Regions from separate parts of the Mus musculus genome. Here regions 2, 3, 4, 5 and 6 are each linked to region 1. The links are chromatin loops, found by intact Hi-C in ENCODE. Cell type or tissue: heart. All regions are shown on one strand. Region 1 overlaps Kpna7 (karyopherin alpha 7 (importin alpha 8)). Region 2 overlaps Trrap (transformation/transcription domain-associated protein). Region 3 overlaps Smurf1 (SMAD specific E3 ubiquitin protein ligase 1). Region 4 overlaps Trrap (transformation/transcription domain-associated protein). Region 5 overlaps Smurf1 (SMAD specific E3 ubiquitin protein ligase 1). Region 6 has its middle 29 kb from the start of Mir7039.

Region 1 (5,000 bases):
TGATGTCTGTCTACTTCCTCTTTTGAGCCAAGGTTTGTATTGTGCAGTCCAGACTAGCCTCTGACTTCCAGCTTTCCTCAGTTTGGGATTACAGATGAACACCACCATGTCTGACCCCCTTGAATTTTTTTTTTTTTTGAGACACGGTTTCTCTGTGTAGCCCTGGCTGCCCTAGAACTCCCTTTGTAGACCAGGCTGGCCTCAAACTCACAGAGATCTACCTGCCTCTGCCTCCTGAGTGCTGGGAATAAAGGCGTGCACCATCATGCCTGATTTTTTTTTTGAGAGACTCCCATGTAGCCTAGGCTGGTCTAAAATTTCTACTGTGCCTGCTTCTACCTCCCACATGCTAGGATTACAGTGGTGGACCTCACTAATATGTCTACTTTCAGTCTAATAATTAAAAATATTTTTGGGAGGGGGAGGGGGAGAGAGAGGGAGAGAGAGAGAGAGTGAGTGAGTGAGAGAGAGAGTGAGTGAGTGAGAGAGAGAGAGAGAGAGAGAGAGAGAGAGAAAGAGAGAGAGAGAGAGAGAAAGAGAGAGAGAGAATGCACACATGTACACATTCCACAGCATGTGTGGAGGGGTTAGAGGTCAACTTGTGGCAGTTGGCTCTCTTGCACTAATTAGGTCCTGGGAATTGAACTCAGCCCCTCAGGTGAGGCAGTAAGCACCTTAGCACCTTTACACCCCGAGCCGTTTTACCAGTTCCATCTTGTGGATTTTTAAGCAGACTTGGCTGCCATTGAGAACACGTGTGCTGTGACCCCCCCCCCCCACCCACCCATCACCGCTCTCCCTCTCCCTCTTCCCTAACTGAAACTCTGTCCTCGCTCACACTAACGCCTAGCTCCCACTCCGCCCAGCCTCAGTTCTCTACTATCTGCTGCTATGCACTTGCACTGTCTCAGGTCCTCAAGGAAGAGGAATCAAACAAGACCTGTGCGCATGCGCAGAATCAGGTTCTCGAGGAAGAGGAATCAAACGAGCCATGTGCGCATGTGCAGAATGTGTAACTACCATGCGCACAGGGTCACGTGCACCCGTGTGTACAGGGGCCAGAGGTTGACTTCTGGTGTCTTCCTCAATCACACTCCACCTTCGTCTTTTGGGGGTGGATGTCTCTCACTAAATCTGGAGCCCTCCAGTTTGGATAGACTGGATGGCCATCAAGCCCCCCGTCTCTGTCTTCCAAACAGTGGGATTCCAGGTGCCTGTGCCTTGCCCAGAGTTTTACATGGATGTCAGATTACAAGCCTTGGCCCTCATACTTGTCTGGCAAACATGTCACCAACTAAGGATGTCTTCAAAGTCTCCACTGCCTTGAATTCCCTATGCACTTGAGGATGGCCTTGAACTCCCGACCTTCCCAGCTTTTACTTCCTGAGTGCTGGGGTTACAGGCCTGCGTCATCTCCCCCTGCGAAGTGGTCACCTGGTAAACTTTATGTTATTTATATCCTACCACTGGATAGACCTTTACAGAAACCTCTATCTGATCTCTACTTCCCCAGGCCACAGACAACTCAGACATTTTATGGAGTAACTCATTCCCAAACTTATGTGTTCTAGAAAGAGACAAAATGTAGTGTTGAAATGGTTTCCCCCAAAAGCTGGGCCAGACGGCATTGTTTGCATTCTTAGAAAAATCTCTTTCAGAGTATTGTCCTTTGTCCCTTCCACTCCTATTCCCCTGGGTGGGGCTCGAGGGGGGGCGGGGGAGGCAAGGGAAAGACAGTTTAAAACCAGAAACCAAGAGATAAGCTCCCATGGGTGTAGACTGGCTTTGTGTGCCCTAGGAAGGCTAAGGCCAACCTCAGTTGTCATTCCATAGGAGCTATTTGTGTTGCTTAAACAGTGTGTGTGTGTGTGTGTGTGTGTGTGTGTGTGTGTGTGTGTACCCTGTGCATGAGGTTAGGGACAATCGGCAGGAGTCATGATTCTCCTATCACGTACATGGGTCCCAGGGATGCCAGTCCTCAAGCCTGACATGGAGCGCCTTTACACAGACGTTGAGGATAGTCTCGTATCATTTGAGAGGAGGGAACTTTAATTAAGAAAATGTCTCCAGGGCTGGTGAGGGGGTGCAGCAGCTAAGAGCACTGACTGATTTTCCACAGGTCCCGAGTCAATTCCCAGAAACCACATGGTGACTCATGACCATCTATACATAAAGGGATCTGATGCCCTCTTCTGGCCTGCAGGTGTACATGCAGACAGAGCACTCACAAGCAAGCAAGTGAGCAAGCAAGCTAGTAAGCAATAGAAAATAAAAGAAAGAAAGAGAGAGAGAGAGAGAGAGAGAGAGAGAGAGAGGGAGAGAGAGAGAGAGAAAGAAAGAAATTGCCTAAGAGAGGCCTGAAGGGAATCCTGTCAGCTCCTGCCTCCAGGCTCCTACCATGGTTGAATTCCTGTGCTGACTTCCTTCAGTAGCAAACAGTGATGTGGAAGCTTAAGCCTAATTAACCCTTTCCTCCCCAACTTGCTTTTGGTCATTGTGTTTCATTGAAGCAATAGAAACCTTAACTAAGACACCACCCATCATCCATCTTGCCGACGACGCCTCTGCGGTGTGTTTAATTTTGCATTGCATCTCTCCCTGGATTGGGATCTGTTTAGCTAGACTGACTAAGCACTGGGTCAAACATCCGTGCTCACCCAGGACTGGGATTCTAAACATGGATCAACAAGCCTGGGTTTCTCACATGGGCTCAAATTTAGGTCCTCACACTTGCATAGCAAGCACTGGATCATCTGAGCCATGCCCCAGCTCCCAGACAAGCTTCCTGATACTCAAAGGCCACCTGTAGAACGGGGACCAGCCGGGTTCACAGGATAATGGTGGAAGCACGGCCACCAAGAGCCAGCCCCACAACACAAGGGTCTCCTTACTCACCTCACAGAAGTATTTCTCGATGATGTCCAGGGCGCTATTGCTGATGGAAATGTTGTGGTGGTGCTGTAAACACTCAATTTTTTCAAAGCCACCAAATTTTTCTATCTGAAAATACAGCCTTTTCTTCTCTTGTAGATTGTCTATATGCTGAGGATGGGCGAGAAGCCAGCAAAGAGACAGTGAGACCCAGAGCGTGCTTGGGCAGTGTGTGTGTGTGTGTGTGTGTGTGTGTGTGTGTGTGTACTCATGCGTGTGTGCGCGCGTGCACGTGGAACTTCAGCTGGCCAGCCTTAAGGGGGCTGTTTTAGTTAGAGGCAGACCTGATCCAGGAGGAAAGGTCACAGACCCATTGAAAAGGCCAAGATCTCCCTCCTCTCCTGTCATTAATTCATTTCCTCAATCGTGCTTGAGTGCATTTATTTACAAAGTCCACCCCTGCCTTTAGTCATTCACAAAATCATCCACAAAGTCTTTCATTCACAACAATCACCCAGGAATTCACTCACTCATTCACAAAATCACCCAGGAATCCATTTGCCCAGGAATGCATCTGCTAATTCATTCATTCACAAAATCACCCAGGAATTCATTCACTCATTCACAAAATCACCCAGGAATTCATTCACTCACAAATACATTCATGAAGTCACCGGTGGGTTTATTTGTTCACACAGTCATTCACTTTTTTACTAAAAATGTATCCAACATTCATAGGATACTAATGTAATAAATCCAAAAAGGCATTTGTCCAAAGCACCAAAGAATTCAAAGTAAGAAAGCATTTAATAAACATCAAAGCCTAGATGAGCATTACAGGACTCTAGGAACTGCTGAGACAGGGTCTTACGCAGTCCAGGCCATCCTTGAACTTGGCTATGTAGCTGAGCACAGTAACCTCAATCCCTAGTCCTCCTACCTCCACCTCCACCTCCCCAGGTGTGGGCTTGGCAAGTCCACTCAACGCAGTCATTAAAGGAATCCATGGTATCAGCGCATAGCATTTCTCTCTTCACCTTTGTCCTGACCGTCCTTGGGGAATGACATTATCCTGTCCAGGCACAGTGCCACTCAGGAACGATTTATAGTTCTTTCCAATCCAGGCCTGTCTTTCTTCTATGACTTTAACCCCTGGTGGTTTACTGGATCTTAAACAATTGATATAGGGAGGCTGGAGAAATGGGTCTGTGGCTAAGGGCATTTCCCAAAGGACACAGGTTCAGTTCCCAGCTCCCACAAGGTAGCCCACAGCTATCTCTAATTCCAGTTCCAGAGGATTCCATGACCTCTTCTGGTCCCCGTGGCCCTGCATTCACGTGGTGTACAGACATACACGCAGGCAAAATATCCATTCGGATAAAATAAAAGTAAACCGATCTTTTAAAATAAATCTGATGCAGAAGTGGGCGTGGCGGGGTGTGACTCTAATCTCAGCATGTCAGAGGTCTCAGGAAGCTCAAGTGTTACCATGTGTCCTATGTAAGTCATACAGGGAGACCGTGTGTTCAGTGTAAGTTATGTAGGGAGAGCCTGTGTCAAATCTCAAAAGGAAAAGCATCAAAACCAAAAATGTGTCTGGAGAGATGTTTAAGAGCAAAAACGCCTCCTACAGAGGTGATCCTATGTGAGGTGGATTCCCACACACATCAGGGGCTCAGAACCACCTGCCACTCCAGTCCAGGGGACTCTGGTGGCTCTGGCCTCTGTTGGCACCTGTACTCATATGCACATATCCACATACAGACACATAGCCACACAAATGAAACAAACAACCCCTCGGCTCGTTTGTTCTGTTGTGAAGCTTCTGAGGGCTTTCTCTGCTCGTCTGCCCCAGACCTCAGTCCTCTCCCTCTCCCTCCATCTTCCATCTTCTTGCCCTTGCTATGCTACTTGCGTCTCTCCTGGTTATTCCTTTGCCTACGATGTTTCTCCCCAAGTGTCCGCGACGCGAGAGTCATCCACATGCTCACTTCTCACGCTTAGAGAATGTTCCCTCCCTTCCCTGAGCACCACAGGTGTGACAGCAGCCACTACCCTCTCTCAGTAGTGTCTCCTCCATCTGGCTTCCTTCACAGGAAATGCCTACAGAGTCCCCCGTGTCACTCACA
Region 2 (5,000 bases), 150 kb before region 1:
AGAGAATGCAAGGCAAACGCTGTTTCTCAGTAGTCTGATGCTATCGTTAACCTTTTCAGGCCCAAGAATCCTACGAAAAGGCAATGGACAAGGCGAAGAAAGAGCATGAGCGCAGTAATGCCTCCCCGGCCATTTTCCCTGAGTACCAGCTCTGGGAGGACCACTGGATTAGGTGAGCCAAGTCCCACCAGAGCTTGCTGGGACTTTTTAATACATTTTTAAAAATATTCAAATAACAGCTGAGCAGTGGTGGCACACGCCTTTAATCCCAGCACTCGGGAGGCAGAGGCAGGCAATTTCTGAGTTCGAGGCCAGCCTGGTCTACAGAGTGAGTTCCAGGACAGCCAGGACTATACAGAGAAACTCTATCTCGGAAAAAAACCAAAATAAATAAATAAATAAATAAAAATAAAATTCAAATAACGTCTGTTCGTTTGCATGTGTCTCAGGCTTAGTGGCAAGCATCTTTACCATATAGACATCTTACCAGCAGTTTGATGGGTTTGTGTGGTTTTTGTTTGTTTGGTTTGGGTTGTTTGTTTGTTTAGATTATTCATTTATGTATGTGAGTACACTGTAGCTGTACAGATGGTGGTGAGCCTTCATGTGGTTGTTGGGAATTGAAATTTTTAGAACCTCTGCTTGTTCCACTTGACCCTACTTGCTCCGGTCGGCCCCGCTCTGGCCCAAAGATTTACTTACTATTATACATAAGTACACTGTACCTGACTTCAGACACACCAAAAGAGGGTATCAGATCTCATTAAGGGTGGTTGTGAGCCACCATGTGGTTCCAAACACAGGACCTTCAGAAGAGCAGTCAGTACTCTTACCCGCTGAGCCATCTCGCCAGCCCTTGGTTTGGTTTTTCAAGACAGGGTTTCTTTGTGTAGCCTTGGCTATCCTAGAAATGGCTCTGTAGACCAGGTTGGCCTCGAACTCACAGAGGTCCATTTGCCTCTGTGTGCCAACATCATCTGGCCAAATACCAGTTTTTAAAAGGAAGCATTCTAACACAACCCAGTTCAGAGAGAGATAACTGGTTTGATATGAATGTGCTGAGGAATAATAGCAAGAGAACACTAAGGTCTTTGTTTTTCATTATTAGGCTATTTTCTCTTAAGTCAGAAAACTACGTGCAATAAAGTACTGCAGTCATCACACACAGTCATCTGTCTGGATTCTGAACTGAGGTGTCTCTGGCAACATTCACGGGCAGCTCGTGGCATAGGGGCATAAGGATCCTGATAGTGGGCACGATGAGGCTAGTGTAAAGTATGTAACTGGGCATGGCAAGTACTGGCAGAAGCATGTGTTCTTGCTGTGTATCTAGAACGATTTATTTGCTAGCCACCATCAGATTCAGTTGTGTGACTCATAGCCCCTGGTGTAGAAGTTCATGGAAGTGTTTGGGCGTGGTGGCACTTACCTTTAATCCCAGCACGCTAGAGACAGAGGCAGGCAGATCTTGAGTTTGAGACCGGTGTGGTCTGTATAGTGAGACCCAGTCAGGGGTTTAATTTATTATGAATGAATTAAAGAACCAAGAGAGCATGTCTGGATTTCTCCTGAGTATTTTTCAAAGGGTTGGTTGCTACAAAATCTGAGAAAATATTAAATGTCTCATGTAATTAAATATGCTGTCGATGAAATGAATCACTCCTGCCTCCCCTCAGGACCTAGATCTCTGCTGTGCTGCGGTCCCAGGGCGGGCGGGCAGGCAGGCAGGCGGGCAGGCAGGCTTCCTGGAGGAGGTACTGTTGTCCCACAGCAGTCAGCCCTCCAGCACTCTCTCTTTCTGTAGTGATGCTGTCTTAGAACCCTTCTTTGCCTCTCTCAGTCTGTCAGTGTTGTCCTGATTGAGCTTTGCTCCTAACCCTGGACTCCTAGGTGCTCCAAGGAGCTGAACCAGTGGGAAGCCCTGACTGAGTTTGGCCAGTCTAAGGGACACATAAATCCTTACCTTGTCCTGGAGTGTGCGTGGAGGGTGTCCAACTGGACCGCCATGAAGGAGGCACTGGTGCAGGTGAGATCCCCTACCGTGTTGTCACTGGGATCTGAGATCTTTCCTGTATTTGAGTAAGTTTGGTAGTAGATGAGCATTCAGCTGTGTGTGTGTGTGTGTGTGTGTGTGTGTGTGTGTGTGTACATGTACACATCTGTTATGTATAAGTAGTGTAGTACCTGCGGAAGCCAGAAGAGGGCATTAGATCTCCTAGAGCTGTCTGTATTAGATGTTAAAACAAAACTTGGGTTCTCTGCAAGAGCAACGAGTGTTCCTGACCCACTAAGCCAGTGGTTCTCAACTTATGAGTTGTGACCCTCTTGGGGGTCAGACAACCCTTCCACCAAAGGATCACTTAAGACCATTGGGTAGTACAGATATTTGCATTAGGATTCCTAACAGTAGCAAAATTACAGTTATGAAGTGGCAAGGGAAATAGCTTTATGGTTGGGGGTCAGCACACATGAGGAACTGTATGAAAGGGTCAGTCTCAGCATCAGGAAGATGGAGCAGCCCTGCCCTAAGCCATCCCTGTCCTCTGTCACCAGCTTTGTCACCAGCTTTGCTTGGAAATGAGTACTAGGTATAGAGACCTTAGCTCTGACCACAAAAGACATCCATGAAGAGATCTGGGAGAATTAAATTGATGTAATTGGTCAATTTTGTTGGAAGAATCATCAGGACTAAGACTGAAGAATGGACCCAGAGCAGCCCAGGCCACTATGTTTGCTCTTCTCTGAAAAGCCACTGGTGGGGCAGGCTCCTGGTGCGTGTGCTAGGCATGAGTATGATGTTCCATGTGAGTGAGTTGTTTAAAATGACTTGATCCTACTTGATCCTGAGGGGTCTGTGTGTATGGTGCCATGACAGGGCTCCAGTCTCTCTTCTCTCAGAGAGCATTGTAAACTCCTGGCTGCTCTACTGAAAGTCCGCTCTTCTATCGGGGCTGGATCTCTGTGTACTGCTTTGTGTGATTGGCCACAGTGGAGAGTGAGCCCTCAGCGCCCTGCCTGGCGTCTCTCACTGCAGGTGGAGGTCAGCTGCCCCAAGGAGATGGCTTGGAAGGTTAACATGTACCGAGGGTACCTGGCCATTTGCCACCCCGAGGAACAGCAGCTCAGCTTCATTGAGCGCCTGGTGGAGATGGCCAGCAGCTTGGCTATCCGTGAGTGGAGGCGGCTGCCCCACGTGGTGTCCCATGTGCATACACCTCTTCTGCAGGTAGGTACTGCCCCTTCCCTCCCAGAGCTCAGCCTGGAGTCCTTAGAGCTGCAGCTGAGGTCCGTGGATGAGCCAGCTGGTAAGGGACTCTCTACCCTGGTCGCATCCTTTTCTCTGGGAATTTATTCTCAGAAAGTAGACGGTGTTCTTAAGTCAGAACATTAAGAGAAAAACTGGGTGACTTTGCATTTTGTATTTCAGGGTCTGAAACATTTCACACGCGATTTTGATTTTACCATACCAGTGTGAGATGGGTCCTATCCAGCCTTGAAAGACTCAAGTGCTTTGTGTCCTGATGTCCACCTTTGGGCATCAGTAGCAGGGTTTCTGGCATTTGAATGAGTCCTGTTGACACTAAACCAGTATGTTGGGTTTGCTGTGATGTGTATAAAATCTGTTTTATACAGCACAGTGTGGGCTACAGTGTGAGCCAGCTGCGGTGGCTCATTTGGGCTAAAGGGCAGATGACAGACAGCATCTGTGTCAGGCTTCTTGACTGGAAGACTTGTGTGGGACATCGGACAGAATGTGTGTTGAGGGGGTCCTTTTTGTTTTTTACAGAGCTACTAGTATTTAATCTGGGTTCTCCCTGCTGCTGATCCAGTCCTGAGTATCTCTTAAAATCCTGCAGTTGCTTTAAGGTCACTAAAATCCCAGTGAGTCCTGGGAGCAGGGGTTCAGGGCACAGCAGCGCAGCTTCTCAGAAATGTGGACTTGAGAAGCTGCGCCTCTGCCCACCAGTTTTTTGTTTTTTTTTTGAAAGTGTCCTAAAATGACCTGTATGTGTCATTTTATACTCATGTGTCTGAATTTAGTCTCAATTTTTTAGTTACAAGCAGACTTTGCAGTGTAGGAGAGGGTCGCTGCTGCTGTGACTGATGGGTTTTCTCATGTCTTTTGATTCCGTACATGTAGGACAGACAGACAGACAGACACACACACACACACACACACAGTTGAGGCCAGGACCTTCATAAGCAGCCCCCTCTTGTGACTACTGAGAAACTGTCTTTGCCTGGAAACAGTTAATGGTTGCTTTTATGAGTTATTTGATAAAGTGCCAGACATGAGTGACAGCTGTAAAAACAGGAATTATTGTGCAGTTGCACATTGAAAACATGTAGTGAGTGTATAATGCGGCGTGTCACTGTATCCTGACGTCTGAGTGTCTGGGAATGTGAGTGGAAAGCAAGCAGTCTCACTACTGTGATATAACTGTGTGTTGGTATCTGGGTGTGGATGGGTCTTACCGCATTTAAAGAGATGATTACTAGGGCTGCAGAGATGGCTCAGCGGTTAAGAGCACTGACTGCACCTCCAGAGGTCCTGAATTCAATTCCCAGCACACACAGAATGGCTCGCAACCACCTGTCATGGCAGTTGTAGGGGACCCACACCGCTAAGAAATCTTTCTGTTGTTGATTTTTGTTGTTTTGTTTTGTTTTTTGTTTTGTTTTTTTCAAGACAGATTTTCTGTGCATAGCCTGACTGTCCTGGAAGTCACTCTGTGGCCAGGCAGGCTTTCCTCAGACTCAGGGATCTGAGTGCTGGGACAAGAAGCGTGTGCCCCGGGCGGGGCTGCTTTGTTTTCTGAGACAGGGTCTCACTATGGGACCTTGGCTGGCATAGAACTCAGCTTGGCCTTCAACTCATACATCTTCCTTGCAAGCGCTCAAAGAGGTACACTGCCACATCCAGTGTCTTTAGCTTTACATGCATGTGACAGTCAGAGGGCATCTTCTTTACCGCATCTCAAAGGTCAGGTCAAGCCCTC
Region 3 (5,000 bases), 100 kb before region 1:
CTCAAAGCTCACACAGAGAGGCTCCACTCCAAAGCCCTCCGTCTCACAGTGGGCAGATGGCTGTGAGAACAATCTGGAAGGCTTAGGCCACTTGGCACCAGGCAGAGCTGGCGAGGGGTGAATGAGCCACTGTCTGAGGCCATGACTGTATGTTCTCAGTCTGTGAATAGCCAGAGTGGAGAGTGGAGAACAGCGAGGGAGGCCTGGTCCTAGGCAAGGGCTAGAGATCCCACAAGCCCCAGGCACAGACCTGCGACAGTGCCTGCAGAGCCAGTCAGTAGTTGCTGGCAAGGAGACAAGGCTATCCAGGTGCCCTCAGTCTCCCCCTGCACCAAGCTCACTGCACAGAGGGGTGCCAGGGGCCTCACTCTCTGAGGTCCCTAGGACACCTGGCACTCACCTCTAGTTCCTTCTGGTCAAAGGGCTTCAGCAAGTGTTGGGGAATGAGTTCGTTAAACCCCTTCTGAAGTGCTAAGAACTGGGCTTCGATTCCTCTCATAAACCTCCAGTTCACATACAGCCTGAAAGGAAAAGCCATGCGTTTCAGGTAACTGAGAAGAGGCCTTGAGAGCACCCTGTTCCCACAGTGGCTGTGACAGTATCACAGTGCAGTGACAGACAGCACATGTGAAGTTAATGTAGAGTCTGCTGAGGGGACACAAGCCCACACCCACCCTCCCTAGTAGCTTTTAGTTTGCAGGTCTGCTCTTACCCTTAATTATTATTATTGTAATTTAATTACTATTATTTTAAGCATATGCATGTTCTCCCTGCATATCTGCATCACAAGTGTGCCTGGTGCAGAAGTGGGTGTTGGAGTTGTTAGACAGTTAGCCAGTTAAGGCCACCATGTGTGTGCTGGTCCTCTGGAGGATCAGCCTGAGCTTCAGCCACCGAGTTGTCACTACAGCTCTTTCTATTATCTTTCTCAGACAAGGTTCCATGTATCCCAGGCTGGTCTTGACCTTGTTCTCAGAGAGGTCTGTGCCATCCCACCTGGCTTTATCTGTCACTTTTTTTTCTCCTCTTCCCCATCCAGGGAAAGTCTGGGACGCCCAGGCTGTAATTAGTTCAGTATGTAGCCCAGAATGACCTGGAACAACTCCTGTGTCAGCTTTCCAAGTGCTGGACTCACAGGGTGCACCACGACCATGCTACACCCAGCCTTAATAGCAAGTTAAAAGCAAACTAGCTCTGCCATTCTGGTTTTCCACTAAAAAGCAGGAGTCCTTGATGAGACCTCCTGGAACTGCCAAGACTTCAAAAAGGGTCTGTGAGACATGAGTGGCCATATGACCACCCACAGTATGCAAAACTGTCCCTCAGGTGGCATTGGGACACTGTAGTGAGCATGCAGCCACCTCTGCATCGAGAGCAGGGCTGTCACATGGAGTCTCTACTCCAGGTGCCCCGACAGCACCATCTGCTTGCTCCATGTCACCACTAAAGCCCTGCATATTACCGGACGTATTCCTTCTTGTTCTCCTCAGTGACAGGCACATTTCTGCCATTGGGTTTCAGTTCATGCTGGAGAATCCGCCCGAAAGCGTTGTGCTCCACGCAGAAGGTATGATCCAACACAGGCGTGATGTCATTCTCTCTGTAGATACAGGCGAAGGCTGGTTAGGCCTATGCCAGGGAGTCCTAACGGGCTGGAGAGGACCATGCTGGGCAGCTGGCAGGCCTAGCTAAGTTCTGTCCCTGACTTAATGATTACCACTCATGGGGGTATCACTCAGCCATCCTGTGACACCAGGGGACATGAAACCTAATTGCTCAGGGAACTGCATCTGGGAGGAGGCCTGGGAAGAGGCAGCTGAGTCAAAAGGACACGAGCCAGGACAATGAGGCTTCTCTCCTCTCAAGGTAGCCTTTCAAAGGCAGCCATTCCCACAAAAAGCACTGGCATTGTCAGGCTGCCTCCTTATCTGCCCTACTTCTTGACAAGCATTTCCCCACAGGAAAGCCCCTGCTCCCCACGGCCCTGTACAGTGGAGCAATCGAGGCCAAGGAGGACCCCCTGCCCCAAGCCAAACTCCACACAGCAGCATCCCCGACACGTCAGGGCCTGGGTCTTCCACAGGTGCACAGGTTCACCCTGTTCCTGCAAAGCATTTGGTTAACTCTAAAACAAAGGTAACTAAACAGGAATTTTGTTTTGAAACTTTCCCTTGCCTTCTGCAGACCACCTGAGAAACAATGGGGTACACGCCATGTATGCTCTCCCTCAACCCTGTCCCCCAACACATACCAAGAAAAGCTTGTCAGCAAACCTAATAGCAAGCCAAACTAGCTTATGAAAAGAACACAAGTCAAGTAAATGATTCCATCTGCTTTGTTCATTTGTAATTGCAACCCAATGTTTGATGATGCTATAGTTAATTCTGTTACTCTCTTTAGTTCCACACCTATTCCCCCAAAGAATGTGCACACACAACAGCAGCTCCGGGCTGTGGGGCAGGATGGTGACACTTACAGAATCCACACCAAGCTCTTATGCAGTTCTGGGTCCACGGACTCCAGGTCCGACAGCTGGATTGGCTTCCCCAGGAGCTGCTTGTAGAACGGAACTGTGAAACCCCCATTTATGTAGTGTCCGTGGAACACAGCCAGACCCATGATGCGACCCACAAAGTGGAAGTATGACAGATGGTCCTATAGGGGGTGCCAGAGAACCGCAAGCCATTAGGAAGATGAACAGTAGGCATGGACACCCACTTCCCATGGGCTTCCCGCGTATCTAGACCTAACAGGACATACACTCAGCTGCCCGTCACCCACCCGTGGCCAGACAGGATAAGGCTGTCCTTGAGTCCCAGCTTCACTTACTCCTAACTCGAGTGGGATTGGGACTTCCTCAATCCTTCTGTCTCCGCCTTCAGACTGGGATGACAGCTGTGCACCCTCACACCCTGGCCTAACACTGTGTATGTGTGTGCCCACTATCTCTTCCTGCGAACTCTTAGTTAACTTGCAAGGGCCTGGTACAACATAAAACTGTGGAGGCCTCAGGGAAGAAGGGAGCTCTTCTCCTTCCTTAACTGGAGGGCTCTGGTGCGGACAGTGTGGACAGCTCATGTGTTTCTGAAAATGTGTCAGGATTTAGTTTCCAGGCTGGGTAAATAAAGGTTTATTCCCACTGTGTGTGTGTGTGTGTGTGTGTGTGTGTGTGTGTGTGTATGTGTGTATGTGTATGTGTGTGTGTGTGTGTGCGTGTGTGTTTATGTGTATGCGCGTGCATGTGTGGTGTATGTGAAGGTTGCCTTCATTCCCTCAGGTGCTGCCCATTTTTTTGAGCCAGGATCTCTCACTAAAGCTGGATCTTACAGGTTAGGCTGGACAGCCAGTGAGCTCCAGGAATCACCCAGTTCCACCTCCCCACACTACCACACATGGTGTCTGGGGTTTTCTTGTTGTTTGGTGTTTTAAGACAGGGTCTTTTGGGAGCTGGAGAGCACTGACTGTTCTTCCAGAGGTCCAGAGTTCAATTTCCGGCAACCACATGGTGGCTCACAACCATCTGTAATGGGATCTGATGCCCTCTTCTGGTGTGTCTGAAGATATGACAGTGTACTCACATACTTAAAAAAAAAAAAAAGAAAGAAAGGCAGGATCTTTCTACATAGCCCGGACTATTCTTGATCTCACTACGGCTGGCCTCTTAAAACTCACAGAGATCTGCCTGATTCTCTGCCTCCCAAGAGCTGGAATTAAAGCCTGTGCCACCATGCCCAGCCACGTCTGCCTTTCTATGTGAGTTCTGCAGTCTGACCAAGTCTTTATGCTTGTGTGGCCGAGCCATTTTCCCAACCACAGGCTTATTTGTATTGAATTCTCTAGCAGAGATAGTCCCTCATTTCAGCTCTGTGGCCTTGTAACACTGTCCTTCACGGATTTAGGCTTCCCTTAGACGTGTCCCTTAATCCTACCTCATGTGGAATGCTCACATCTGTGGCCCAAGAGAGCTAAAGATGGAACTTTGCCAACTTTGATCAGAGTCTGGACTTGGTAACCTAGCTCTAAAGATGACATTCAAAAAACCATGATCTACTACCATACCAGAGTCCCCTCAAAGGGTAAAGTACTCAGGCACAGAGCAGCCCAGATCCACAGCCCTCCACTGTGGACAGCAGGTTCCTGATCCAAACCTGCCTGGATCCTCCCTGCCCTTGCCCTGAGTTCTCCCCAGCACCCGAGTCCCCAGTAACCGGGGAAACTGCAGCTGGGTTTCTCAGCGCCTCACTGCAATACTCACAGGGTTGATAGAAGAATCTGGGTTGATCTGCAGTGTGTAAATATTGTCCGTGGAATACTGGAAGAGTCCATAGTACGGGTTCAACATTTCATGGCACAACAAATACAGCCACTCCCTGGAACAATAACAACACAGCTCTCACATGTGCTAACAATATCCCTTTCAGACTGTCTTTAAGGCTTGTGTGAATGTATGCCACAAGCATGCAGTGCTCAAGCACGCCAGAAGAGGGTTTCAGATGCCCTGGAGCTGAACTTAGAGGCGGTTGTGAACTGCCTTGTGGATGCTGGGAACCAAGGTCAGGTCCTTTGAGAGAGCAGGACGTGCTCTAACTGCCTACCACCTCTCCAGTTCCAGCTTGCTTGCTTGCCTATCTATCTATCTATCTATCTATCTATCTATCTATCTATCTATCTATCTATCTATCATTTTCAAGATAGGGCTTCTCTGTGCAGTCCTGAGTGTGTATGTGTACTGGAATTCCCTCTGTAGACTAGGCTGGTCTTGAACTCAGAGATCTGCCTTCCTCTGCCTTCCAAGTGCTGGAATTAAAGGCGTGCACCATCACTGCCAGTTGGAGTTTCTAAGCATTCTATAATAAGAGTTTGGTAGATGAACATCTCAAGCTCTAGGAAAACAGAGAATTTATGAACAACTATGCCCTTCTAATTTCCTGTTGAATTCTTACTTTAGACCATAAGCACAGAGCATTCCCATCTTCTATATCTTTTCATATGTGTGTACG
Region 4 (5,000 bases), 190 kb before region 1:
CATGTAGGGGATATTGGGCAATAATGTTTGAGAATGTTTTCAACCCTTCTGATGCCTCGGGTCACTTCCTTTCCAGAGTAGAAGCGATTGAGTGTTAAATGCAGGCTGTCAGGTTTTGATGGTGAGCTGGGTCGGCAGGTTGGGTGCCGTGCTCTGGTAGGAGGCACACACTCACAGCTCATTTGATGCACGGGGTGGTGGTTTTCTCAGCATGTCTGCGACCAGTGAGCTTTGTTTGAGAAACTCATTCCTTTGCCTTTTGTAGCTGCTTTGGGGAAGAGGATAATTTTTGTCCCGGGTATTTCTTCAAAGCTTCCCCCTCCCCTCAAAGCTGAGGACCAGGCCGATAGCCTTGCGTTTGCTAGGCAAGTGCTATATCCTGGAGGGACATCTCCAACCCATTTTGCCGTTTCCTGTTTTGACAGATTGTTGCCAACTCCTTCTTGGCGAATCCCACTACCTCTGCTCTGTTTGCCACCATCCTGGTGGAGTACCTCCTGGAGCGGCTGCCGGAAATGGGCTCCAACGTGGAGCTCTCCAACTTGTACCTCAAGCTCTTCAAGTTGGTCTTCGGCTCAGTGTCGCTGTTTGCAGCGGAGAATGAGCAGATGCTGAAGGTAACGCGCGTGCTGCTCTGAGGGCCACTGCGGCTCTGGCTTTTATTGCTTCATTTATTTTTATCGAAAATTACAGTGACTCCATTTTACATGTGTATGATACATGTAATTCAGAATTAAGGCCTCGTATGCAGGCATGTAAGCCTACCTCTTGGGAGGTGAAAGCTATAGATGAAGGGAGCCTCAGCTACTTAGAAAATCTGAGGCCAGCCTGGGCTACATGAGCTGCTATCTCATCAAAAACCTAAAAAAAAAATTCCGGCTGGCGAGATGGCTCAGCGGGTAAGAGCACTGACTGCTCTTCTGAAGGTCCTGAATTTAAATCCCAGCAACCACAAGGTGGCTCACAACCACCTGTAATGAGATCTGACGCCCTCTTCTGGAGTGTCTGAAGACACTACACTACAGTGTACTTAAGTATAATAATAAATAAATAAATAAATCTTTAAAAGAAAAAAGAAAAGAAAATCCACCCTCAGGTAACTGCATAGTAACCTGGGAACATACTAAGAACGTCTTTCATAGATATTGCATAGATATGTTATGTTTCATAGATATGGCAGAGACCTCTCTACGTTCTGGCCACTACGTTCTTTAGTTTGCTTTGATGAAATATCAGCTTCATGCTGCTTGAGTGCAGGGGTGAGGTGTATGAGCCCTAGACTCCCAGGCACTCCCTGACCTGACTGCCTTCCCTCTGCCCAGCCTCACCTGCACAAGATCGTGAACAGCTCCATGGAGTTGGCGCAAACCGCCAAGGAGCCTTACAACTACTTCCTTCTGCTCCGTGCTCTCTTCCGCTCTATAGGAGGTGGCAGCCATGACCTCCTGTATCAGGAGTTTCTGCCTCTCCTTCCAAATCTCCTCCAAGGTAAGAGCAGTGGCTCGTGCATCCATCTGTCTGTCTGACTGCTGGGCTCATCCTTTCTGCCTGGCAAAGCTGATGGGAAGGGGTGGGTGCTGGGACCGCCCTCCCCCCACCATCCACCACTACCCCCTCCACCCCCACTCCCAGAGGAAAATAAATGTATTAGTTTCTGTCATCAAACCATGTTGGACTTTCCATGTAGAGGTCTTGTCTGTGTTTACTGCAGTGCTCCCTCCATACAGATGGTGTGAGTGCAAAGTAAATTTCCCAGTGTACTGGGTGGCCCTTGCCCCTGCTTAGCCTCATGTCCAGTCCTTCTCCTGGTCTTACTTAGATGTGCTCAGGCGGGTTTCCTCCACATCACCAAAAGTGCATGCTGCTTACACAAGCATAGGGTAACCTATAGGAACTCCCCCAGCCTTTGTTGTCACTGTGGAAGGGACCGTGACTGCAGTCAATAGGTCTAACCGTGGGCACAGCTGACGTTGCCTGCATCAGGGAGCTAAAGTGCCCCCACCCCTTTCCCAGGACTGAACATGCTGCAGAGCGGCCTGCATAAGCAGCACATGAAGGACCTCTTTGTAGAGCTGTGTCTCACCGTGCCAGTCCGGCTGAGCTCTCTCCTGCCCTATCTGCCCATGTTGATGGATCCCTTGGTGTCTGCCCTCAATGGGTCTCAGACATTGGTCAGCCAAGGCCTGAGGACCTTGGAGTTGTGTGTGGACAACCTGCAGCCGGATTTCCTCTATGACCACATTCAGCCTGTGCGTGCAGAGCTCATGCAGGTAAGACCGCTTTCACCTCTGCACCAGCAGGGGGCATCAGCTCCACATGCCTCTAGTTTGTCCTAGGGATCCTCTGTGCTCAGTCAGAGGCAGACTCAGTCGTGCTTGCTTGCCTGGGATGTACTAAACACGTTTAGCGCTAGTGCATGGTGAGCAGCTTTGTGGCAGTGTTGCTTCTCAGTTTAAGGGAACTTTCCCAAGCATCAGAGTCTCTGTAAGCCAGTGTGAAGGCAGATGGTGCGGAGTTGTGTAGACTCGCAGAAAGACCCTTTCTGTACCCACAGAGATTTTTTTGCTTTTATAGTAAAAGATGCAGCTCTTCAGGGAAGCAGATGGGCACCTTGCCTGCCCCAGCTCCCCTCAAGAGGAAAGGGGCAGTTAGTCAAAGGTTGTCTTAACGTCTTAGGGGTTTGTTATTAGAAGTCAGGAGTGAGGAATCGTACACTATTCACTGTGCTTTGTGCTATGCCCGTGATGGGATTGATAATCCCTGGGGGCCGGCACTTGTGCTCCTCTGTCTCACTAGCATAGGGTCACAACCAGCACTTCATGGTGGATGCTCAGTGACTCCAAAGTAGATTTCAGGAGTAGCACCTGGTCTGGAGGCAGGACTATCAGATCCTGTCTGTCCATCCTGGGGTTATTTCTTGGTCTCTGTGCACTGGAAGAAGATGGACTGGAGTCTATATAGCATGGGAGGACTGCAGAGCCTGCTCTGAGAGCCGCACTGTCAGGTCTTGAAAGCAGAGCTTGTCTTGAGCTGAGTGTGTGGGGGCCGCTCGGGGGCCGCGGAAGCAGTGTGGCTGTTGGGGCTGAGGCGGTGTTGAGCCACAGTTTGCTTTAGAACGATAACCCTCGGAGACAAAGGTTAAGGTCCTTTTTAGTTTCTAGAGGCCAGTGACCCCCAAAACAAGCGGCAGTGTTGGTGTCTCCTGACCCACGCTGAGCCTCAGTGCTGCCGTAACCCGGCAGAAGACCCTTCCTGAGGGACAGAAGACCCTTCCTGAGGGACAGAAGACCCTTCCTGAGGGACAGAAGACCCTTCCTGAGGGACAGAAGACCCTTCCTGAGGGACAGAAGACCCTTCCTGAGGGACAGAAGACCCTTCCTGAGGGGCAGGCGGGTGTTGGGAGAACATGAGGGAAACTGGGATCTTGGTTGGTGTGGAGAAATGTCCCAAGGCTTCATGTTACTTGAATATTGCTGGATTCCGACAGTGAGTGTTGTCATGGAAGTTAGGAAAGTGATTAAAACAAGGACAAGAGTGATTTTGAGACGTAGGTAATTCAAGTGAGGGGACCCAGGCAGCGAGTGCAGTGCTGTGCAGCAGGCGGCGCAGGCGTGGCGTGCAGGGCATCCCTGAGCTCAGCTAACCCTGCAGTCAAACTTTAGGAGCTGACGTGCACAGAGACTGCACACTGAGGCTTCAGAACACGAGCACTGGGCGTTGGGCTAGGGTTGTCTTATATAAGGCTGTGATAAATCTCTAAGGGCTTCTAAAGACGGCCCAAGGGTGTGTGTGCGCACACTAGGGATGGAACAAGGTCTCATGTAAGCATTTTGGCAGAGACTAAACCATCCACATGGAGGCTCCCTGTCCTTAGGGGAAGGTTTACTGAGCAAGGAGGGGTGTGGTCAAGTCTGTGTTCAAGGACATTGCTCTGCCCTTGTGTCTATTTTCTGTTTTTCTTTAGCCTGGCTCTCAGGGACCCCCTACCACACACACCCTTACCTTCCATAAATGGAGACTTAGAATACATGACATTACATATTTGCCATGTTTCATGTTGAGTGCAAGTGTCCACAGAGGGCAGAGAGTGACGTATCCCCTAGAACTGAAGTTTATGGGCAGCACCATGGATGCCCTAATGCTTTGCTTTTTTTTCTGTGCCATCTTTTATATAAAGGAGCTCCAAAATATGTTTGTTTGTTTGCTTAGTAAAGGCAGACCTTCTCTGGGGGAGGACAACCAAGGGGGAGCCATGTTTGCGGGACAGAAGCAGGAGGAAGAGTCCCTATATCTAACAGATTGGAGTTGTGGTCGGAAGCTGTGTGAACTTGCTGCCTGGCTAGCCTTTGGTGAAAGCCAGTTGGTTTTTTTAGGCTTTGTGGCGCACGCTTCGCAACCCTGCAGACAGCATCTCCCACGTGGCCTACCGTGTGCTTGGGAAGTTTGGCGGCAGCAACAGGAAGATGTTGAAGGAGTCCCAGAAGCTGCACTATGTTGTGACTGAAGTTCAAGGCCCCAGCATTACCGTGGAGTTCTCTGATTGCAAAGCTTCTCTCCAGCTTCCGATGGAAAAGGTAAAGTTGGAGCTTCCGGGAGATCGTGTTTTGCTCTAAGGAAATTGATTTCAATATCAAAGACATATGTGAGCCAACTCTGAGGGAAGGACAGGAGTCACGGGACAATCTTGGTTGGGAAGGTGGCTTGCGTAATGCTTGTAGGCCTGTGGCAGGGTGTTATCCAGGAGTTGAGGACTCTTGAGAGTAGAATTCTTCCCCGTTGACCAGCTCACCTGAGCTCCTGGTCTGTTGTCATCTTGCTGGGCCTTGTTTCCAGGACCATTGAGAACTCAAGTGTATCTATAATTGTTCCTCATCCCTGGGCTCCCAGCATCTCACTTTTTTATTCACGTTTTTATTCTAACTCTGCTGTTGTCTCCTTTCTGGCTCTTTGGAAATGAGTTAGTGTTGTACCTCTGTGTTTCTCTCTGTCTCCGTCTCTTT
Region 5 (5,000 bases), 110 kb before region 1:
CTTCACTGTGTAGCCCAGGCTGCCCTTAGACTTCGGTTATCTTGTACAAGCCTCAAGGGCTGGATCATGGGCAAGAGGCACGGTGCTCTGACTGCTTTTAGCCTAAGTGTTTAGCTCAACCATACTACTGTCTTCAGAGCGCCCCTTCCCCACATAGCTGCTCCTCCTGGTTAGGTCCGTGGCCAGCCACGTCTTCTCCCTGGGCCTAGCACCAGGCTCGATAGGCTTCAGCCGATCCAGTGTGGCTCAGCTCAACTGGGTGGTTGGCACAGGACTCAACATGACTGGCATCACGGCTGACTGCTGGGTCCTGCCGCTTCCTTCTGCGTATACGCTTGTCCACACTTGCCGCCACCCTTGAGACCGGAACCTGGGTCCAGAGCCTTTAGAATGGTATCTGAAGCTGTCACACCTTCCGAAGGGTTCTGAGTCGGGACTGAGCTCCTAGATGACACTGGATGTGTCTGAGGGCATCATCAGGGCAGCTCCTGTCTGCCCTTAGCTCAGCTCTCATCCACCTTCCCTTCTTATTGGACTTTTCACACAGGCTTTTGCTGTGCAGCCTAAGGTAGCTTTGATTTTTGTTTTGAGACTGTCTCGCTATGTAGCTCAGGGTAACCTAGTATTCACGTATATAATCCAGGCTGGCCTCAGACTCAGACATCTGCCTGCCTCTTGCCTCCTGAGAGTAAATCTGTGTACCACCTGGCATCTTGGTGTTCACACTCATGTGTGGAGCGGTCAGGGAACCGTGAGAGTTTGTACTCTCCTTCCACCGTGGGCTCCTCAGCTGTGCTCACACGTTTCTCCACTGAGCCCGTCTCCCTGTTCAGAGCTGGAGCCTGTAACAGCCTCCTGGTCTCTGATTCCTTAAATGGTCAACACTTACTACATATTTACTAGGCACTGTAGTAAATGACTCAGGGCCATTTTAAACATCACTACTGCAGTGTGTGCGTGCATGTGTAAATGTGTAGAGGCCAGAGGACGGATTCCAGGTGTCTGCTTTGTTCTTTCCTTCTCCTGAGGGAGCTGAGGTTTGAGCTCAGGTCATCAGGCAGTGCTACAAAGCACTGGTTACCCTCAGCCATCTCAGTGGCCCAACACTTGGTTTTCTTTTCTTCTGAGATAGTGTCATGTAACCCAGGCTAGCCCAAAATTCCACATGATCCTAAGGCTAACCCTGACTTCCTGACCCTCCTGCCTCCACTTCCCTCAGGCTGGGATGACCTGTGGCCACTGTTTCCCTCTACAACAGACCCTCCACAGCTTTCTGAGGGAACTGGGCCTGCGGGAGTCCCCAGTGCTGTCACCACCTGACACTTAGTCCCGTGACCAGCGTGATGTGCAGCAGCAAGCTGGCCAGACATTGTGGGTAGAGGTGGCAGATTGGGGTCGGGTCACCCAACCTGTCCCTTCCTGTAGCAGCAGCAGGGGCCATTAAGTAGAACAGAGTGGTGGAGTGGGAAGGGAGCCTGTCAGAGGTCACTGTGCTGCCTCAGGCTACGTCGTGGGGTTGTGTGGATGGGCACCAAGTGGGGATTGTCCAGGAAGCACACGAATGGGGAAGACTGAGGGAGGTGGCTCTGGGGCACAGTGGTTGGGAGCTGCTCCAGCCTGTGCGAGAGTAACATTCTGCACACAACTAGCTATTCTGACTGGAGGATGTCCTTCCTACCTGTCCCTGTCCCACCATCCTGTCTGTGCATCAGGCCACAGGGCGGCAAGAAAGCCTGCGCGTGTGGCCTGCAGCCAGGTTTGCCCTAAGCTTGGGATGAGACTCAACTGCATTCACCTGGTTTTCTAGGGATAGGGACGGGACATCTCCAGCTGTGAACTGCAGGCCTAAGGCCGCTCTGGCTGGGGACACTGCCCTCAGCACTCCCTGGCAGATGGGGGACAGCAGTCTGCTAGTCAGATGCTCTGATGAAGCAAGGGCCTGAGACTGTGGCTTTTGTGGCCCCCTGACAGTGGTCCCAGGAGGTGACCTTCAAGGATGACCTCAGGACTCCTGCCCCTGCTGGTGTGATGGTGGGGGCGGGGCTGCCACCAGATGCCCACTCTGTTAGGATCTGACCTTGAACTCCTGTTAGGACAACCGTGAGGGAAGTCTGCTGAGCTCAAGCCAGTCTGCTCTGTTTCCTCACAGAGATGGAAGAGACCAAGACCCCTCAGGAAAAGAGTGGACCTTAGTGTTCTGAAGCAGCTATGACCCACACAGCACTTCCTGTATGAGGGCTCTGAGAGGCGTGGCATTGCATCATAGGTGAGCAAGTGTGGCTTTTTTTGTTGTTTTTTTTTTGTTGTTGTTGTTTTTTGAGACAGGGTTTCTCTGTGTACCCCTGTCTGTCCTGGAGCTCACTTTGTAGACCAGGCTGGCCTCCGCCTGCCTGCCTCCCAAGTGCTGGGATTAAAGGTGTGCACCACCACTGCCCAGCAAGTGTAGCTTTTGACTTGGGACAAGTTTCCCACCGTGTGAGAAGCCTCTGCGCTAGGAAGGGTCCACATAAAGTTATCACCGGGCACGCTGACCCGACAGTGTGATACGGATTCCAACAAAGGCGTGTACACTTGTACTGTGGGCAGCCTAAGATAACCTGCAGTGCAGCAGCGCAGGAAAGGCCTTGGCTCAGCAGCTCAGTGCTGCCACCAAGTGGCAGAGGCGGTACTGCGTCTGCTTAGCACTGGTATTTCGTTTGGTTTTTTTGTTTTTGTTGTTGTTGTTTGTTTTTTTGGGAGGGAGGGTTCGAGGCAGGGTTTCTCTGTGTAGACCAGGCTGGCCTCGAACTCAGAAATCCACCTGCCTCTACTTCCCGAGTGCTGGGATTAAAGGCGTGTACCACCACGCCTGGCTTCATTTGTTTTTTTCCACAGTTCTAGCTTGTCTTTATTTACTTGGAGGCAGGACTTACAAAAGTAAATATACTAGAATTTTGTTTCCACATGAAAGTAACAGGTACGCAAAGAAAAATAAAAAAGAAAGAAAGAGAGGAAGGAAAAAGGAAAATGTAAAGTTGTGAGTTTATTGCATATGTAACAAAATGAACCTGACCTTCCGGGTCCAGCCTGCTCTACAGTCAACGCTTCGTGTTTCCAGCTGGTTCCACAACTGCATTAAATAGAACTAGCGTTTCTTTAAATACTTTCGATTCTGACATAAAACAGAACATTAGTGTACAACTGTCACAGGAAAATGGACAATAAAAACTGGGAGAGCAACTAGGGCTAGCAGCAGCACTTCAAACAGGACCTTACAAAATAACTTAGAATACATTATAAACACAGTTTAAAAATCCACACCGTCAGAAGGCTGCCATGTGGCCCACAGGCTGCAGTAGGGTGGGGCGTGTTCTCTGCAGAAGGTCAGTCCAGCGCCCACCTGACCTGAACCTGGCCATGTGGCCAAGCCAGTGCAGGGTCAGTAATCCACCTTGTGGCAGATCCTCCTAACCAAGCATGAGACTGCGACCTGCTGCCACAGCACTGCTGCAGCCTGGCGCGTCCTCTCTGAAGCACTGCGGAGTAGAGTGGTGTCTGCTGCGTCCCTGAGTGTGGGTGCCGGCCGCTGGTGAGGAGAGCCTGCGGAGCCAGGCTCCTGAAGCATCTGGGTGATGTGGGGCCACCAGGAGGGCTGACGATCGAGATCTTACGTGAAAGGGCTTCACCCAGACCCAAGCAGGGCAACCAGGAGCTGTGCCGTGGGCTGGCCACGCAGTGTTCTTTGAGGGGCGTCAGAAGGGCCTAACCATGGTAGACAGACAAGGAAGTGCAGCGCTACCAACAGAGGACAGTGCTGCACATGAACAGACCTGGGAGGTTGTGACACTCAGAACTGGCAATGAGGGGACCCACAGGCGACGCAGGCACAACGGCTGGTAGAAGCCTCAGTGGGTGGTATGTGCGCCAATCAGTCAGCCCCTGAGGGCCTAAGCTCTGGATCTTCCTCAGAGGGCATCTGACACAGGACTCCTAAGGCTTGTCTCCCAATCACTTCCGTGGCACAAACAGTGTGACTTGACATTCCTGCAGTGCATCCTCAGAGCACAGGACCCTGCAGACTGGGCCAGTGTGCAAAGGCAACAGGCAGTGTGTCCAGTCTCCGGAAGCGTGTCACTCTGCGGGGTCTGGATGCTTCCTGTGGACTGGCTGAGACTTAGGGCACAGGCTTCCTGGCGCCTTTTGAATCCGAGAGTCACGAGGGAGCTGGGTTTTAGAACACCCTCGGAAGCATGAAGGTAGATGAAGTACAGAAGCCCTACTGGGGCAAGGCAGAATTGAGAGACTAGTAAGGCCCCAGTCTGGCCTGGGAGGTGGGGCGGGTTCGGTCCTTGTGCGGTGAGGTCTACCTGGCATCCTTTCTGTCCCCAGACCTGGCAACCCAGAGCGCAGCTGACTCCTATGCTGGACAAACCTCTTGGGTTGGGGGCGTATGTGACCTATGAATCCACTCCCCATCACCTCAGCCCTGCTTCCAGACCACACTGGACAGAAGCAGCAGGAACAGAAGGGAAGACACTTCCCTATCCCCAGCCTGAGGGTAAGCAACAGAAAGAACACAAAAGCTGGTGGCCCGCAGGACCTCCCATTATTCCCCAGACAACCTGAACCCGGTACCAATGAAATGTCTTGCTAATGAATTACCCTGTTCTCGCCCCCACCACAAACAAAAACAACAAAACCACAAACGGAGGCATGGCTGCCGCTCTGCTGTGAGAGTCAGCGCTGTGAAGCCTGTGCAACCTGGACGTGGGGTTAGAGATGTGTTAGAGATGCTGGCTTTGGCCTTGCTCCTCAGAAGACAAGGAAGCAAGCAAGCTGAGGAGAACTGTTAGCATCACGTTGCCACTGGGGACGAGGGCCACGTAGGAGGTAAAGCCCCACCCCACCCTGCTGCCACACGCTCCATCACACCTGCTTTGTGCACAGCCCCGACCCTGGGGAGCTGCATCAGGGGCCCAGGTCAGCGGCCTCTCCTGCTGTCCCGCCCAGTGGCTGTGGTG
Region 6 (5,000 bases), 120 kb before region 1:
CCTCAGCATTTTCTTTCTTTAAAAAATGGGTGGGATTAATATTATTTGGAGATACACTTTGCTGTGGATTAGTGTTGCTTCTTTGATTGGTCTGTAAGCTTAAGGCCCAAACTAGGAGAGACAAGGTGGTTATTGCCCAGGCGCTTGCAGGACTAGAACATGGAGCTTCCCCTGATATATCTATGCTTAGGCAATAGGTCGCTGGCCACTCAGCTCTTATATCCCATGAGGCTAGTCTCATTGCACGGGATAGAGTGAGTGTGCTTCAGCAGCCCGAGAGAGTTGCACGGCTAAGCACTGCAATGGAAAGGCTCTGCGGCATATATGAGCCTATTCTAGGGAGACATGTCATCTTTCATGAAGGTTCAGTGTCCTAGTTCCCTTCCCCCAGGCAAAACGACACGGGAGCAGGTCAGGGTTGCTCTGGGTAAAAGCCTGTGAGCCTAAGAGCTAATCCTGTACATGGCTCCTTTACCTACACACTGGGGATTTGACCTCTATCTCCACTCTCATTAGTTGGGTGGCCTATTTGCTCTTATTAAAAGGAAAGGGGGAGATGTTGGGAGCCGCCCCCACATTCGCCGTCACAAGATGGCGCTGACATCCTGTGTTCTAAGTGGTAAACAAATAATCTGCGCATGTGCCAAGGGTATTACGACTACTTGTACTCTACCTTTCCCGTAAACGTCAGCTCGGCCATGGGCTGCAGCCAATCAGGGAGTGATGCGTCCTAGGCGAAATATAACGCTCCTAAAAAAGGGGACGGGGTTTCCGCCATTCTCTCTCGCTGGCATCTCTCTGGCTCTGCGCGCCCTGCGCTCGCTCGCTGCCTAAAGATGTAAACAATAGAGCGCGCGCGCCGGAGCTCTGGCTCCTAAAGATGTAATTGAAGGGGCTTTCGTTTTTGGGGCTGGGCGCTGGGCGCTTGCCCTCCTGGTTCCCAAAGATGTAAGCAATAAAGTTTTGCCGCAGAAGATTTTGGTTTGTTGCGTCTTTCCTGGCCGGGCGTGAGAACGCGTCGAATAAGACCTATTCACTAAATGTTCTGTCTTCTCACATTTGAGCCGTTAGTCAGACCATGTGTCATTTTAATGCTCTTGAGACTCCTTCAGTATCTCCTCTGTAGTTTCTAGGGGATTTTCCCACTTACCATTGGGAAACATGATAGGACTTGAGCGTGCCCGGGAGGGGGGCGTGCAGCACATCTGGAGGTCAGAGGACAACATTCAAGAAGTGGTTCTTTCCTCCCACCACAGAGTGGAACTCAAGCTGTCCGATTTAGCTGGAAGTGCGAGTTTACCTCACCAGCCCATGCCTTGAGCCTTGTAAGAATTCAGACTTGCTTTGTAGCCTACCATCCAGTTGACCCCAAGTGGTATTTCAGGTGCTCTTGGGGAAAAAGTGTATTGTGGGCTAGGGTTGTGCCTCAGTGGTAAAGCTCTCGCTTGGTGTGCATGAAGCCCTGAGTTCAGTTTCCAGTGCTTCAAAAAAGGCGTACACACACACACACACACACACACACACACACACACACACACACACACGCTGTACTGCTGCTCTGTGTATATCACAGGCTGATAAGCCTGTGCAGTGTGCCGGTCTTCTTGGCTCTCACCTTGCTCCTTTCTGTGTCTGCTGAGAACAGGTGTTAAGTTTCCAGCTGTGGGCACCCCCCAGGTTTGCCTCTGCCGGTTAGTAATAGTATCTCCTGGTTAACCGATCTGATGTTATATTGTGTCCTTTGCTTCTTGGTAGTCTTGGCGTAGCCCACCCTGCCCACTCACTTGTTTATCGAGTAAATAGTCCTTTTGTTGCCTGTCCTAAAGTCTAATGTAATTAGGGACAGGAAGGCTCCTGCTTGTGGCTTGTCATCTTGTCTCACTGACTCTTCCTGTCTTGTCTCTTTCATTGCTGCCTTCCCAGTGTGCTTCAGTGATTGCGAGTTATAGTGTCACATTTTTGAATTCTTCCTCATTTCTATTGATACAAGTTTTATGAACACTTACTATAAATTTGTTGTCTCTTAATGTCCTAAAATTAGAACAGTCTGCTTTGAATCTCTGCCAAGTTTAATCCCATACAAGAACTTCACACGGTACAAACAGCTCTGCCCCCTGTCTCATTTAGAGAATGTCGAGTTGCAGCTTTGAGGGGCTGGAGAGATGGTTCCGTGGTTATGAGCTCCTGCTGCCCTAGTGAAAGCCCAGAGTTCCAGGCACCAACAGCAGGGGGCACACAACCAGCTCTAACTCTAAGGCCAAAGCATCAGGGTCCCACGGACTGCCACACTGGACTGCCACACCGATGCATAAAGACAAATACCGACCCACCGCCTTTTAAAAATTCCATCTTTGTGCGTTGTTTGCTCATAGTATAGACTTACTGGGTGTTTTATTTTTTTTATACATTTACCTTTCAGGTCATGCAGAAAAATGTGGCCCATTGCTAAAGCATTCATAAAATCATGCAGGCTTTTGTTTGGGCACACGCTTGCCTTCTCTGGAGAGCTGTGTTTCTGCTTCTCCTGCTAGTGTGCTATCTCAAGCTGACGTTCGTGGAAGGGGGAGGGGGGGGAGTAGTACCAGTGGCCATGAAGTCCCTGGTTTTTATCTGTTTTGTTTTCATCATTGAATTTTAATCTTGAAATGTCTTAATTTCCCCTTCACTTTGTTGGTGGTCCTTTTGCACTTTAAATCCACCTTGGCCTGTTAGTGGGAACTTGCTGGCTTGATCTCAAGAGTCTCCTTTGCAGCTTGGATTGTCTGCGAGTCTCCCTTGCCCCTCAGCTTCACTGCATCTGGAAGGGACTCTGAGCTTCTATTGTTTACTCCGCAGGGAGGGGCCTGATGAATCTGCTCAGTTTTAGGGACTTCCTGAGGCTATTTGGAATTGTTTACCTTCCTGGTTAAAGGAGCTTCCCTGCTGGATGGAAGGCTTTAACCTTGGAGGAAACTTACGCAACAATAACACATTTTTATCTTTATTTATGTATTCATGCCTACTTGTCTGTATGTGCATTTCATGTGTGCAGAACACGCTAGATGTCAGATCCTCTGCAACTGGAGTTACAGGGTCCTCTTAACTGCAAAGCCATCTCTCCAGACCCTGGATTTCTGCTTTGACTATGTCCCTCGGCAGTCAGATGGTGTGACTTGGGGTGGGGCTCTCTGGGTTAATCTTCCATCAGTTGTTGATCATGACTCTCAAACAGGGTAGTGAGGGCCTTGATCTTCTGGGGCTCCCCATGTGTGGATTAGTCCACTGAGGGTGCCCCGTCCAGCCCTTCCCTTGAATGCTCCTTCCTTAATTCATTCTGTCCTTCTTTCTTTTTTTGCCCCTCCCTTAAGAATTTCAGATAAAACTGCCTTGAAGCCCACTGGTTCTATTTTCTGCAGGTTTGAGTCTGCAGTTAAGCCTGTGAGTCAGTTGCTCAGTTCCCAGCAGCCATGTTTTCCAGATAAATGTTTTCTAGAATATCCATGTGGTTCTCTTGTATGATTTCCATCTGATGATACCAGGAATTTTTCTGATTTCCTTGAGTTTTTTTTACTCCTTGTGTGCGTAGTGTGTATAGACACACACACACACACACACACACACACACACACACACACACACACACCTTTGAGCATCTTAAACACCTTTTAGGTTTAGATTTATCTTTTACTTTTAATCACTTGTCTGTGCATGGTGTGCGTGTATCCATGGAGACAAAGTATCTCTCTGGACCTGGAGTTACAGGTGGTTATGAGCCACCGTAGTGAGTGCCGGGATCTGAACTTGGGCTCTCTAGAGAAGATTGAAGTAATCTTCGCCACCCAGCCATCGCTCCAGCTGCACCTTACGGATATGTAAAGATTATTTGTTTTCATGTGGCATAAAATTATAGGCGTGTTGGGCTGGAGAGATAGCTCAGTGGTTAAGAGCATTGACTGTGGTCAGAGGGGACTAGCAACCACCTCAGTGACCATTTGTAACTCTCGCTCCGGGAGGTCTGACCCCACAGGCCTCCGTGAGCACCAATGTTCACACGCGCATACCCATGCGGACGCACGTCTAATAAAAGGAAATCTTTAAAAATACATCTATTGCTGCGAACCATGTGACCTATTGGAAGTACAGCCATTACTGAATGGATAATGTCACATTTTCATTCTAGGAATGGCCTTGTTTTCCTGTCTGTGTGTCTTTTCTCTGCAGGAAAATGGGACCTAGAAAAGCAGCTGCTTCTCCCTTTGTCTGCAGCCACAGATCTTCCCTGGCCTGCACGCACTCTTTGGTATGAACCATTTTATTTGCTTATGTGCTTGTAAGCAGAGGCCATGGAAGGTGTCAGATGTCCTGCTCTGTCATTCTTTGATTGGCTTGAGACAAGATCTCCTACAACTTGGAACTAGGCTGACAGCCAGCAAGACCCCCAATAATCCGTCTTCACCTCGCAGAACACTGGGTTATGGGTTCCTGACTTTCACGTGAGTGCTGGGGATTTGAACTCAGGTCTTCATGCTTTCACACCAACTGCTCTTACTTACTGAGCCAGCTCCCTAGCCATGCAACGGCTTTTAAATATTGAATTTTCCCTATTGCCCCAGCCTCTCCACAGAGTCTTGTGTGTATCCACACCCCCCACCCCGCGCCCCCACCCAGTATTCACAGGCAGAGCTCTTCTCTAGTTGTTACCGAGCCATGCTAACTTGTTTACCACAGCTGAGCTGTGTGCTGCAGGCAGGCCTGAACCACACTGGCGGTAGATCTAGTTTCCTTTGCTTTTCTTCTTTCACAGCAGGAAACCGGGACCGGACCTGGCCAGGGAGGACTGGGACAAAGCCTTGTAAAATGAGCCAATTCCTTACTGTTTTTCCTTTAATTGTACATTTATTTGGGGGTGGGAAGAGTGCTCTTGCCTTGGCATGTGTGATCCGATGATAACTGTGGGAGTCAAAGGTTATCTCTGCCAAGTGGGTCACAAGATCTAACTCTAGGCATGAGCCCTAGCAGCA

What was found. A loop is a pair of places that touch in the nucleus more often than their neighbours do. Peaks named below come from ENCODE experiments on the same cell type or tissue, not always from the same donor. Only the 100,000 strongest peaks of a DNase experiment are listed, where the experiment ranks them.
Region 2: it touches region 1 in a loop (5-fold over the local background); 6 of 42 quality-filtered maps call a loop at or near these places.
Region 3: a loop joins it to region 1, with 6 times the contacts of the local background. A loop is called at or near these places in 23 of 42 quality-filtered maps.
Region 4: it touches region 1 in a loop (11-fold over the local background); 6 of 42 quality-filtered maps call a loop at or near these places.
Region 5: it touches region 1 in a loop (4-fold over the local background); 26 of 42 quality-filtered maps call a loop at or near these places.
Region 6: a loop joins it to region 1, with 4 times the contacts of the local background. A loop is called at or near these places in 16 of 42 quality-filtered maps.

The regions. Positions count from the first base shown.
Region 1 is chr5:144,986,791-144,991,790 of GRCm38, forward strand. It overlaps Kpna7 (karyopherin alpha 7 (importin alpha 8)), which reads right to left. Exons shown (of 12, transcript NM_001347531.1): 10 at 2,896-3,042. Among named protein-coding and RNA genes, the nearest start is that of Kpna7, 19 kb to the right of the region's middle. In heart, a CTCF peak has its summit at 2,199 (motif pointing left); no DNase peak of the experiment used is centred here; H3K27ac peaks cover 347 bases.
Region 2 is chr5:144,834,098-144,839,097 of GRCm38, forward strand. Trrap (transformation/transcription domain-associated protein) reads left to right here. Exons shown (of 71, transcript NM_001081362.2): 55 at 60-172; 56 at 1,891-2,026; 57 at 3,035-3,226. Among named protein-coding and RNA genes, the nearest start is that of Mir7039, 60 kb to the right of the region's middle. In heart, a CTCF peak has its summit at 2,218 (motif pointing right); no DNase peak of the experiment used is centred here.
Region 3 is chr5:144,882,107-144,887,106 of GRCm38, forward strand. Smurf1 (SMAD specific E3 ubiquitin protein ligase 1) reads right to left here. Exons shown (of 18, transcript NM_001038627.1): 12 at 4,256-4,370; 13 at 2,477-2,655; 14 at 1,463-1,600; 15 at 401-521. Among named protein-coding and RNA genes, the nearest start is that of Mir7039, 12 kb to the right of the region's middle. In heart, a CTCF peak has its summit at 2,659; no DNase peak of the experiment used is centred here; H3K27ac peaks cover 293 bases.
Region 4 is chr5:144,792,588-144,797,587 of GRCm38, forward strand. Trrap (transformation/transcription domain-associated protein) reads left to right here. Exons shown (of 71, transcript NM_001081362.2): 18 at 426-617; 19 at 1,323-1,488; 20 at 2,014-2,270; 21 at 4,374-4,574. Among named protein-coding and RNA genes, the nearest start is that of Gm23995, 21 kb to the left of the region's middle. In heart, a CTCF peak has its summit at 2,307 (motif pointing right); no DNase peak of the experiment used is centred here.
Region 5 is chr5:144,873,493-144,878,492 of GRCm38, forward strand. It overlaps Smurf1 (SMAD specific E3 ubiquitin protein ligase 1), which reads right to left. Exons shown (of 18, transcript NM_001038627.1): 18 at 3,003-5,000. Among named protein-coding and RNA genes, the nearest start is that of Mir7039, 21 kb to the right of the region's middle. In heart, a CTCF peak has its summit at 2,658 (motif pointing left); a DNase peak (open chromatin) is centred at 2,539; H3K27ac peaks cover 405 bases.
Region 6 is chr5:144,864,893-144,869,892 of GRCm38, forward strand. No RefSeq gene overlaps it. Among named protein-coding and RNA genes, the nearest start is that of Mir7039, 29 kb to the right of the region's middle. In heart, a CTCF peak has its summit at 2,222 (motif pointing right); no DNase peak of the experiment used is centred here.